2 separate regions of the Mus musculus genome follow, and region 2 is linked to region 1. Evidence: chromatin contacts called from ENCODE Hi-C or POLR2A ChIA-PET data. All regions are on one chromosome and are shown on one strand. Each heading gives the region's core, a stretch centred on a gene start or an enhancer-like site at or near the end of the contact. The rest is flanking DNA. Distances are from core to core; before and after follow the strand shown.

Region 1 (6,078 bases), core at 1,004-3,503:
TAGGCATCAACAATCACTGAAATCTTGGAGCAACTTCGTAATGCTTAAACTACCAGCCAGCCAATCCACACATAGCCCCATCCATTATGGCCATCCTTAGGAGGTCACTACTAGCCCTATCTGTTCCACTGCTCAAATCCCCCCTCACTCCAGGAAGCCTTACTTCATGCCAACTCCAGTATCTTAACCTCTTCCAGGCTAAACAAGGAACCTCCCAAAGTTACACTGTGCTAGCTGATATGTTACTAAGCTTCAGGGTAAAAATTAATGAAGACTGCTTCCCCCTCCCCTCCTGCCTCAAACCAGTCTTTGACCTTCTCCCCACACCCCAGCATCACTACCTATCCCTCATGAAAAGGCAGTCCCAGAAAATGGTTGGTGAGCATTTTGGCGGCTAGCTGAAAGGTCTTTTACAGCCCATCTAGAGATGTGTCCTGACACATATCCAAGGCCTACTGCTCACCCTGTTTTCTCTGCCCACCTTGGCTCTGCTTCTGCAATAGCTGGAAACAACACAATACACACATTTGTTCCACCTGCTCAAGTCTAAACCTCCCACAACAAACTACAAACTTGCAAAGATGGATGGGAAAGAATGGCTACAGTTTCATGCACAAGCTTCCCCTAAGAGACTTTGCTACACCTGAGCGGGATTTCTGGAGTTTGAGTCTGAACAGTGGGATGAAGGTTGGGACCCAAAGTCCCAGCGCTTTTAATTCACTCTCACAACGGAGACCCAAGACTCAGCTCAGTCCTCAAGCCCACCCAGCCTGAAGCCAGTGACAAATGAAGAACTTGGGAGCTCACAGTTTGGGCTATTTTAACTGTCAGAAGGAAGACAAGCTAGGGCTGCTTACTGTTGGTTTGCTGTTGCTGGCTGCTTGCTGCTAAAAGATGAATATTTTACTGTCCTGCAGAAGCATGCATGGAAACGCTTGATAAATCTCAAAGGAAACAAAATGGTTACATGTGTAGCCCCAAAGCAACCACTCCCTTTGAACTTTGGAAATGAGTTTATCCAATGGCCTCCATACAGAGGGCAACAAGTAAGAAGCAAAGTTCCCCAGGCAAGGTCTAACCTTTCCTTTGATTTTTCACACGCCCCACGCGGTTAAGGATTTGGGAAACCAATGAAAGAAGGCATTCTTTTCTTTGGAAGGCACAGGCGTGAAGTACCCAGGAACAATAAAGTGTTCATTATCACCTTTAATATCAAGATGGAATTGGACTTACTGATAACTTTTTTTTTTCAATCTTCCAGGCCAATGTTTGCAATTTCTATCTAAGACTGGAGATTACTGGTTTCAGCTAGGGAGAAGGTCATTAAGGCGAGAAAGGAAGAGGCAGGGGAAAAACCAACCTTGAAAAACAGAACAAAGTACACAGAGAGGCAGAGAGGACTCTGCGACTCAATGGTCTATAGAACGTTTGCCCTATCTGCCTATAAAGTGATTTTACATTAACCACGCTCCTTCTACCAACAGAGTACTTACTGCCTGCTGACAAAAACTCCCCTTTGAAATCCCAAGAGTGCAGGGAGGGGTGTGTTTGGCTGTGCGAGTAATCTACACACACTGAAGAATGCGAACAGCACAGCCACAGGCCACTGACTTGGGCATTTTGCCCAAGCGGTCTGCTTTCAGAGAGAGGAGGAGGGTGCCACTCTCAAAACAGCAAGAAGAGTGACCAGCCTCCCTGCTATTTGGCAGACTTTCCCAGCTAACAGTTCCAGCGGCGTTTTGAGCCCATTCAAGAATTCCATCTCCCAGAGAGTGTTTCCGATACAGTCATTTGATCAGTCAGTATTTGCACATGCACCTGCTAAGCAACTGGTCGGAGCGCCACAGAGTCACCTCCCACACACCCCCGCCCCCGACTCCCCCCATCCTCCACTGGTAACCAGAAGGGCTCTTGCACTCGAGTAAATGAGATGCAAAGAACTAGCCAACCGCCTATGTTGCAGCGTCAGGTCAGGCTTCAAGTACAGAGGTGATTCTCTCCGCTCTTGACAACTTCCCTGTCACTTTGTTCCTTGGGCAGGTAGAGGGTTTTTGTTTTTCCTCCTTACCTGGAGGTGGCTTCGTCGCCTCCCTTTACATGGCTGTCCCCAGCGACCTGGTCCTTGCCGCTGGGGTGGTAAGCAGTTAGCACAACTCCCGAGGAACTCGATAGCCAGTTCATGGTGAGAGAAGGGGCATAATTTCTGGGATTCTGACACAGAGGGGAATGAAGTTCCTGTCTCGCCTGACCAACTTGCTCATTAGCAAGGGCCAGCCCCTCCCCTGTCCGGGCCAGCGATTCACAGGGAGAGAGGCGTGGCCTCTCCCGCAGAGCTTCCTGGCCCTGCAGTTACAGGCTGTGTGTGACTCACAGCTTTGTTTAAACCCGGCAATCCCAGGCTGCAGCAGCCGCCGCTGCAGCAGCAGCAGTTGTTAAGGGGGCCTGAGGAAACCGTGGTTAGGACAGAGTCTTTTCCCTTCCCCATGTGTTACTACTACCTGATTATTTCTGCTGCTTCGCATCACTCAAGGAAGGCATTCCTTAACCCCTTCAGGCATTCGACATTCACCACAGCCAAACCAAGAAGCCCAATCAAAGGTCACAATGCCATCTGGCCCACCAGAAAGGCTTTGCTTTCCGCTACAAAATATACTGTGTTATTGTGTGCCCTGCAATATCAAGCACACCTTTTTTTTTTTTTTTTTTTTTTTTTTTTTTTTTTTTTTTTTTTAATCAAACACTATTTGGGAAAAATAAACTTTAAACTGTCTACCTAATGCCTGTTAAAAGTTAACAGTCAGCTGGGCTTGGTAGCGCAGGCCTTTAATCCCAGCAGAGGCAGGCAGATTTTTGAGTTCGAGGCCAGCCTGGTCTACAGAGTTTTAGGACAGCCAGGGCTATACAGAGAAACCCTGTCTCGAAAAACCAAAAAAAAAAAAAAAAAGTTAATAGTCAAAATAAGAAGTTCCAACATTTGCTGAGAACCTATTACTTTCCAGTGGTGGGGTTGGGGGTATGCCCAAGAATACTCCAGCTTGTGCCAGACACAGATACACACACACACACACACACACACACACACACACACACACACAGAGAGAGAGAGAGAGAGAGAGAGAGAGAGAGAGAGAGAGAGAGAATATTATTAGAAAGAGTATAGCCAGTGGACAGGTGAAATATCTTGACCAAAATAAGATAGTAAGTGCCAGGAGATGCCCACCTAGATACCGCCTTGTTTAGTCAACTGAAAAAAGCAAGTTCAAACATCAGTTTTAAAAAATCATTTTCTGGGTTTCCTAGTCCTAAAAATTAAAAACAAAAATTCTTGCTCTTTGATATATGTGACAATCTCAATTGAAACATTTTGCTTGATATATATTTTATTATTTTACACACACACACACACAGAGACACACACACAACACACATTTAGATGAAATAGCCCTGGCTGGCCTGGAACTTTCTGTGTAGACCAGGCTGGTCTCAAACCATAGATTTTCCTATTTCTGTCCCCAAGTGCTATTCTTAGAACCATACCTTGCTGCTGCTGCTGCTGCTGCTGCTGCTGCTGTTGTTGTTGGGCTGGTTACTGATTTGCATGTTTGTGTGTCCCTCCAAGTGTTTGCTACAAATGTTCTGGTGCCCCAGAGGCTAGGGGAGACTGTCTGATTCCTCAGAGATGGAGTTATAAAGAAGTTGAAAGCTGCCCATCATAGTGCTAGGAACCAAATTCAGGTCATCTGGAAAAATAGCATATGCTTTTAACTACTGAGCCATCTTTCTAGCCCTGACTTTAGCCTTGAACTTGCTACCCAGTTGAGAACATTAAATTTGGGGATTCTCTGGACAAGTATATGCCAGTAGTCCTGCCAATTGCAACTGTGACTGTCAGTCTGTATGGGAGTGGGTGGGGAGACTGAACCCAGGCAAGGAAGCAACCAAAGGGTCTGAATCCCCAGTCACTAACTGAAATTCTTGCTTACCTTTGTGGTCACTCTTGGTTAACCGAGATAAAACTCCTCGATGCTTCTGATTTTGCCATTCTACACATATCTGGTTTATATTTTTCATTATTTAAGACTGAGAGATAACGTCATTCATATTTAAAATACCCATTGTCAGCTGGGTATGGTGATACATACCTTTAATCCCAGCACTGGGAGGCAAAGGCAGGTGCATCCAAGTTCAAGACCAGTCTGGGCCACACAGAGACCCTGTCTCAAAACAAACAAAAATAGACAACAACTACATAATATATCCACTGTCTTACTTGTGAAACATCAAGATCAAAAGCAACAAGGTGAGAAAAGGGTTCACTTGGATTACATATCCACATCAGGGAAACTGAGGCGGGAACTTAAACTGGGCAAGAACCTTGAGACAGGAGCTAATGCAGAGGCTGGGGAGAGTTACTACTTCCTGGCTCGCTCCATCTGATCTATTATAGAACCCAGGGCCACAGCTTAGGGATGGCACTGCCCACAATGGGCTGGGTCCTCCCCCATCAACCGCTGATTAAGAAAACGCCCTGCAGGGTTGCCTGCATTCATATCAAATCGTCTGCAGGCATAATACTGCCTGGAACAGGAGTCACATACAGCTGCCACCGTGTTCGTGCTATAAGTCAAACTAATGTCCTCTGGAAGAGCCATCGGTGCTCAGGACTGCTGAGCTATCATCCTGGCCCTTTCAAATATGTACTTCTTTTCAAAAATGTCTTTTCTGTTATGTCACTGTGAACTCACACACAATGCTCCTTTTAAAAGACACTGCCCAGACTGGAGAGATGGCTTAGCGGTTAAGAGCACTGACTGCTCTTTCCAGAGGCCCTGAGTTCAATTCCCAGCTACCACATGGTGGCTCACAACCATCTGTAATGGGACCTGATGCCCTCTCCTGGTGTGTCTGAAGAGATCGACAGTATACACACATATATAAAAGACCCTGCTCTATATTTCTCTCCCTACAATTAGTTGTCCACTACTTCCATGTCCTCCGCCTAAGGGCTCTCTGCTGTCCTCTCCTCCATACCCTCACTTCCTCAAGCTGGGACTTCCAGGCAGGTGTTAGCTCCATTCTGTTTTATTTTCCAAGACAGGGTTTGGTTTCTCTGAATACTCCTGGCTGTCCTGAAATTCCCTCTGTAGATCTTGCTGGCTTCAGACTCAGAGACCTGCCTGCCTCTTCCTCCTACGTGCTGGAAGTGAAGGTGTGCCCACTCTTGTCACTTTCTCTGAACTCTCTGTCACACTGTAACTGAATGTACCAGCACTACTTCAATGATGTCACCACTTCACAAACCTTCAGTGACGACTCTCAAATGCCCAGGATCCACTGCTATTCTTGCTTTTTGCCCTGAGTGGGGCTTCTGCCTCACCTACACATCCCTCTCCTCTTGGACACTGTCTTCCTTTGTCTTCCCTTTGGCATCTGACTTCTCATTTTCCCACAGCCCAGGCCTCGGAGGAAATGCTAAATGGAGGAAGAATTAAGTGACTCTGAAGGTTCCTTCCATTTCAACCCAAACCAGTAGCCAAGTGGCTCAAAGGCGCACACAAGCACCACTGAAGTGTGTACCAGTTCAGATAAAATGAAAAAGAAAAAAAAATTACAGAAAGAGACAGCCAGAGGGAAAGTAGATTAGAGCTTCTGCTTTTAAATGACCTTGTATGGGAAAATGGTGAAGGGTCCCCTCCACCCTCCTGCCATCTTTGCTTAAAGGTAACTGCTCTTCAATGCCTTATGTTTTAGAACTTCTTATAGTTCTTGTGTCTTCTCTGTTTCACCCCTCCTTATGTTCCCCTCCCTGGGCCTCCTTTTATATCTGATTCATTTCTTTTCTATTCTCTCTCCTTCCTGTATTGAATCTTCAGTCTCTGGGTACTATGCAGGGGACAAAGTCAGTGCTCATGAGTCAATTGATAATGACAGATGTTGTTCACTAGAAACCAAAACAATAATTAGGTCATATCTCTACCTAATTATAGTATCTTCACTTATTTAATGAATTAATCATAATGTGCAGGTTAAAATATAGATGTTTTACAAGTTCAAATAACATTTGGGTTCAGGCAGAAG
Region 2 (5,938 bases), core at 3,142-5,641, 100 kb before region 1:
ATGTATATGTGCCAAAGCTATCCTCAAACTTGCTACCTTCGTTTCTTAGCTTCCTGTGTGCTGGGATTAAAAAAAAAAAATCACAAATGCTGAAAAACAAAATAACCTGGGTGCTGGAGAGATAGCTAAGTGGCAAAAAAAAAAAAAAAAAAGCACTTCTTGTTGCAGGGGACCAACATTCCATTCCCAGTGTCCACATGGGAAGTCTCAAGAGCACATATCCCTCCCAGTCCAAGAGATTTTATGCCTTCTTCTGGATACATGGGCACCTACACATACACAGAAGCAGACAAACAGACAAACAGACAGACACACGCACACATGAGCGTGCATGCATGCACACACACAAATAAACCCTCTTAAAATGCTCAGAAACACAGATAGAACTAGCAACCTAGCAAAGTAACTCAGAGTGAAAGGCTACCTCTCAGGGTCTGCCCTTAAAAACACGCTTTTCCATTTCAGGTGAACATTGTTGTTTCCAAAATAAGCACTGTATTGGTTTTCAACAAATAAATGAAAAATTGCTATGCATAGTTCAAAGGGATATTTAGTGTAAATTAAGCAGCTGACCTTCAGTGTGTCTCTGTTTGCGTCAGGTAGAAGAATGACAAGGAGGTTCAAAGCCTGCAACTGTTCCTTTCTGGTTGGAAGATCTGCAGATAGATCAAAGAAATATGGAAACTTTAGGGAGTACTTTCCTTTCTTTTTTTCCATTTTTAAAGAGGAAAAAAAAAAGTTATTTGGTGTAAACACTCCAGTGAAATGCCAGACACGAAGACTGAGCAGCCAGCCTCACCAGGAGCGTTTGCTGGAGATCAGAGCGAGCAGCTGCTCAGAGCACCCTCAGTCCTAGGATGCTAGCTTCCAACTGTGATTCCATGACGAGCAGCCTTATGTTTGCAGACACACAGCAGTGATTTGGAAATAATTCTAACTTCCATGTGGTAATTACTCTCTGATGGAAACAGAGAGAAGATCAGACTGCCCACGAGTTGCTACCCACGGGGGCTTCCTGAGCACTGGGGGTCGTTTCTTCTAAACGTCAAGGGAACAAAACACAAGAGGAGAGTCTATCCATTCTGATACACATAGGCAAAACAGGGCATGGGACATAGTAGGTGCTCAATAAATGCTTATGGGATGAATGAGAAACCAAACAGCAAGTGAAACATCCAGGAAGTATACGCCATTATCTTCGGTACCTAATATCCAGAGAAATTAAAATCTCATCAGGATCACTTTGTCAGCAAGCAACAATTTGGTCCATATCCAGGAAATACATTAAAAATTAATGGAGTTTAATCATTAAAAAAGGGTTTTTGTTTTTGTTTTTTGGGGTTGTTTTTTTTTTGGATTTTTGTTTTGGTGTTAAAAAGAAATTAAATACTTTAAATAGCAGTGTTCTTATCTTCTTTAGATATTTTGAGGGGAAAAGTTATGATATAAGATAATTTAGACACTCACCCCAAAATTGCACACCTAAAAAATAGTATGTGATAGTGCTAGTGGGCACTATATCTCTCTGCCATTATTAATAACAACCTCATCTACTCACCAAGTGTTCTGGTTTGGAAGTTAAAGATAAGATTACTTGAACATCATTAGAGTACCCTTTCCTGTCCTGGTGGCCCCTAGGAATAAATGAGAAAACCATAGCACTATATAAACCTTGAAAGATCTTCGTATTTCCTCCCTGGAAAGGTATCAAGACAGATTACTTATTTTAATTTGGAGTTTTCCAGGACCAGAAATTGGACGAACACCAGAATTTTGCAGCCCTCTACCAATGAAGCAACAAAGCACTAGGGTCCCTACAATGAAGCAACAAAGCACTAGGGTCCCATCCTCCTACACAGCTACAGATTTACGTTTTCAGGAAATGGCCGTAGATACTATATCTCTTTGTGTTTTTATAGTAAGTGCTAATCCACAGTTTCTCCACTCTGTGTTCCTTTCAACACTTGGCAAGAAAACCACAACAGAGATCTATGTGACTCATGCTATTAAGAGAGAAACTCAAAGTTTCCAGGTCTTAACACTAGATGCATTGTGTTTTTAAAGGCCATGCAACTTATCTGCACCTGAAGAGAATATTCAGTTATGTTTACTTAGACATTATATGAATGAAAGGAAAGTGGTATGTAGCATCTGACAACTCTTGACATCCGTGAATCAACTTATCTAAGGAAACACGTCTGGTAGTGCGGTGCCTTATGATGACAGTTGTCACTGAGACAATTAACGTGGGTGGAACTCACCCCCAGGCTACTTCCAGGTAGAAAACACTTACTCTGGACAGCTTGGAAGGCTTTGAGATACTCCATGCTCAGCAGTGGCTGGGGCAATTCTCTCAGAAAGAGCTTCAGCAGGCTGGCCGCATCGTGCTGTTTGACACTTTCCCAATTGAAAGTCCCCTCGTAAAATTTCGCTTCTAGTTCTTGGCAAAGATTCTAAATGGCACAAGGGGAGACAGAAATTAGCAGTAAGTACGTTTGTTCCCTATTGAGAGTGTGATCTGTTTTTCATCTTATAAGATTTCTAATCTATAAAGAAATATCTGAATAGCAAAAGTCAATGTGTTTCTGTTACACAGAAAAATATCGTTCCCAACTTTGATTGTCCTTTAAGTGAAGAAATTATACCCAAGGTTAAGAAAAGAGTTTAAACATTTTCACACACTTTAATTAGCAAAGATTTAATTAAAAGATCAGTTAAAATCACTTTCTACTCGGCATGTAACCTAAACACTACCATTAGTTATTTAAAAAAAAAAATTACAATTCAAGACAATGTTTTTAAAGCTATTTAGAGGCATATTACATAGCAAAATGAACAAATCCAAATCTTACACAGATGTTACCTCAATTTTGTTACCTTTGAGAAATGTAAAGCCAAATCCTGTAGATAAGGAGTCATAGAAATATGGAAAGATACTTGCCTTCACTGTCCCACCATTCTGCTGTCAGCCCAAGTTAATTTAGTGAGTCCATGCAGAACGTGGAAGCTGAGGCCCCTCACTTCAAGCACTCTATGAGACGTGCCAAGCCATCTACTACTGCTACTAAATCAACTTAGTGTGTGAGGACTATTTTTCAAGATTCATTTTTAACGTGGCATAAGACTTATTGTGTCAAAAATGTTTCCAAGTGTCTATTACTGGAGCCACTTTCTCAAAGGACAGGTTGTGGGTTTTGTTTCTTTTGTTTCACTGGGGATGGATCCCTATACCTCTGTGTGCTAGGAAAGGGTTCCAGTATCGAGCTACAGCCTCTGTTATACAGTAACATACTGAGGCTCATCCTCTCCTGATAGAGTAACCTTACCACATTTTCTCCGAACCAAATCCTAGCCAATTTTTTTGCCTAATTGTTTTTGTAGTTGGTGAGAAGCATGGCTGATACCTCAGAAACTGGGGGGTGGAGTCAAAGAGCAGTGAGGGAGGAAAGAGAAAGGAGCAGGGAAGGAGAAAAGAAGGAGAGAGAAGAAACGAAGAGGGAAATTAACGCTAAATGGGGGAAAGAGGCAAGAAGGGGTACAGAAGGTTCAGTGGAGTAGGGAGACCAACCATTAGCAGCACATCATCTGTAAATAAATCCTTTACAAGGGGCTGGCTGCGCCACGATCTGGCCTATGACAACAGGCCGGGTGGACCAGTTGACACAGTTGAATCCACTTAACTGCCCTTCTTAGAAATTACCCAAAGCTGTTCCTTCTGTCAAAGCCGCCAACTGCGCGGCTCCTGTCAAGAGCCTTCCTCTGCTCCCACCTGGAGTGTTCTGTTCCCTCTCCTTTTAAAATCCAAACTCCGTTGCTATTACTCATCCTGACTCTGTCTCACCCAGCTCCCTACTACCTTCTGAGTCACGATGTTCTCGTTCTCAAGGGATTATAATAGGTGACGTGGGGATCTGGAAAAATACAAACTTATAGAAACCAGAAGGAGTGTGTAGAGAAATGATAACGTGGAAGTTCGGACATTTTATTATTTTATTTTATCGCCTCTGCTAACAAGAATAAGGATGGGGAGGCTAAGTTGGCCTTTAAAATTCACAAGCAAAATTAAGCAACAAAATTGCACATTAACAGAACTGAAGCATTTTAGTCACCTTGATTCTCATGGCTGCTCCTGGTATCCGTAGGAGGCCCTCGGTTTCCAGACTGCCTTCTTCAATTCGAGAAATCAGCTGCAGATAAGCCAAGAAACATTTTGATCTTAGTCTTTGTTAACAGGTACAGCTCAACATCGGTTCCCCCATTGCAAGAAGTGAAAGCTGATTCTGATGGCATGCAAATCGGATTTGATGAGATTCTGAGTGCTATGGGACCGGCATCTTCAAAACTATACATACAAAAACCTGAGTTGAAATTTGAAAAGGTTTGTCTTTTTCTCTTTTGTAAAAGGAATGTATAATTTCACACAACAGCTGGGACTCTCCACAGGATCAGAGAAAAGATGTTCACTGTGTAAAAGCAACTCAGAACACTATTTTGCTTCTCCAGCAACATGCATTGTGCAATCAAATAAATGCCATGCAATTCCAGTATTTGCACATTTATATACTGTACTTAATTTGTTTCAGGAAACAATATTTTTATATGAAAAAAAAACTGTTGCTAATATTCGTTTTAAGATTCTGGTGGCAAACTTAAAAAAAATGCTTTCAAGCAGCGCTTCTAAGTAATACTAACACTCAAGGAATGGGCACAAATCTAGCTCAAGGACACCACTAAAATAAATTAAAATGAAAATGTAGTAGCCATGGGGCTGGAGAAATGGCTCAGAGGTTATGTACTGCTCTTTCAGAGGACTCAAGTTCAGATCTTGGCTCCTGTTTAGGTGGCTCACAATTGCCTGTAACTCCAGGTGGGGTGGGGGTGGGGGGAATCAGCAGGACCTCTTTGTTCTTTGTGGACATCTGCATTCACATGCAAGTACCCACATGCAAAGGCACATAATTTTAAAACTGAGTAAATATTAAAAACTATATAAAATCAGTCAAATAGGCAATATTACAGAGGTAAATTGTTAAAAAGCGGTGAAGAAACTAAGAATGGTGTGTCCCGTCAGGAAGCTTCCAGTTGCAAAACCTGGGTCGCTCATCCCTTGGGCAGTACAGGGTGGAGCTTACAGAGACAGAGCATCCTCTAGGATGCATAGGAAAATCAGGTTCCACCGCCTCCTCATAAGTACAAGGTAGACACTAAGTGCTTCTGTCCTGTAGCCCATCCCCCTTCTTAAAAGTCTTCTGCTTTACAAAACCCAGACATGGCTTCCCTGCATCTCCAATCTTAGTTAAATGTTCTCTGTGCAACTTGGGGCATGAAATCCCCCAGGGTGCAAAAGAATATTTGAAAGTGAATGTTTTCTCCAGGGAACCCTCTGTTAATGGTTTCTCACACTCCATAGACCACATAGAGCGCACTGTTGCCCCTTTCACATAAAAGTGTCTGTTAGGGACAAGGCCTTGGGAGAATTATGGATCTCTGCCCTATAGATTCCAAATCAGGTATACCAAATTCAGCAGTGGGTCCTCAAGTGTTGGTGACTTTTCCCTAACCACCTATTTTTCCCTATCCAGGGAATCAGTTTTGACCAGGAAAGCCTCTGATATAAAGAGATTCAAAAATCTCAAATTCTCCTAAGAATACACTATTATTAGGTGAGGCATCACTGACCAAAGAAGTACATCAATTTTTAAAATTCAAATTTTCCTAGACCACATTTTTCAAGTACCACTGCAGAGGAACTCAAAGTAAAAATAATTATGAATTATTTGAAATTAGAAGGACATCATTCAATAAAGTATTTCACACCAGCTATTAAAATGTTTCGTGTATGACCAATTTTCATTTTATTTCACCTTATAAAATATTTGCATGCTTTATTAAAACATCCAGTTGAATGCAGGTTGCTCAAGTCAATTAGTTTTTAGCC

What was found. Hi-C counts contacts between places; a loop is a spot of excess contacts on that map. ChIA-PET counts read pairs that join two places held with the same protein, here RNA polymerase II (POLR2A).
Region 2: a map of left cerebral cortex shows a loop between it and region 1 (2.1-fold over the local background). The contact joins the enhancer-like site here to the promoter of Arhgap18 in region 1. A Hi-C loop is called at or near these places in 2 of 37 maps with a recorded cell type or tissue (heart and left cerebral cortex). POLR2A ChIA-PET finds 5 or more read pairs at or near these places in 1 of 5 experiments (Patski).

The regions. Positions count from the first base shown.
Region 1 is chr10:26,768,687-26,774,764 of GRCm38, reverse strand. It overlaps Arhgap18 (Rho GTPase activating protein 18), which reads right to left and starts at 2,253. Exons shown (of 15, transcript NM_176837.2): 1 at 2,069-2,253. The coding sequence starts at 2,181.
Region 2 is chr10:26,875,406-26,881,343 of GRCm38, reverse strand. Arhgap18 (Rho GTPase activating protein 18) reads right to left here. Exons shown (of 15, transcript NM_176837.2): 8 at 4,110-4,187; 9 at 2,294-2,453; 10 at 574-656. Among named protein-coding and RNA genes, the nearest start is that of Gm30534, 88 kb to the left of the region's middle. Within about 2 kb of position 4,391, at least 1 of the 3 ENCODE cell types and tissues checked has a DNase peak (open chromatin) inside an H3K27ac peak, as active enhancers do; it is left cerebral cortex, where a contact is called at or near this core.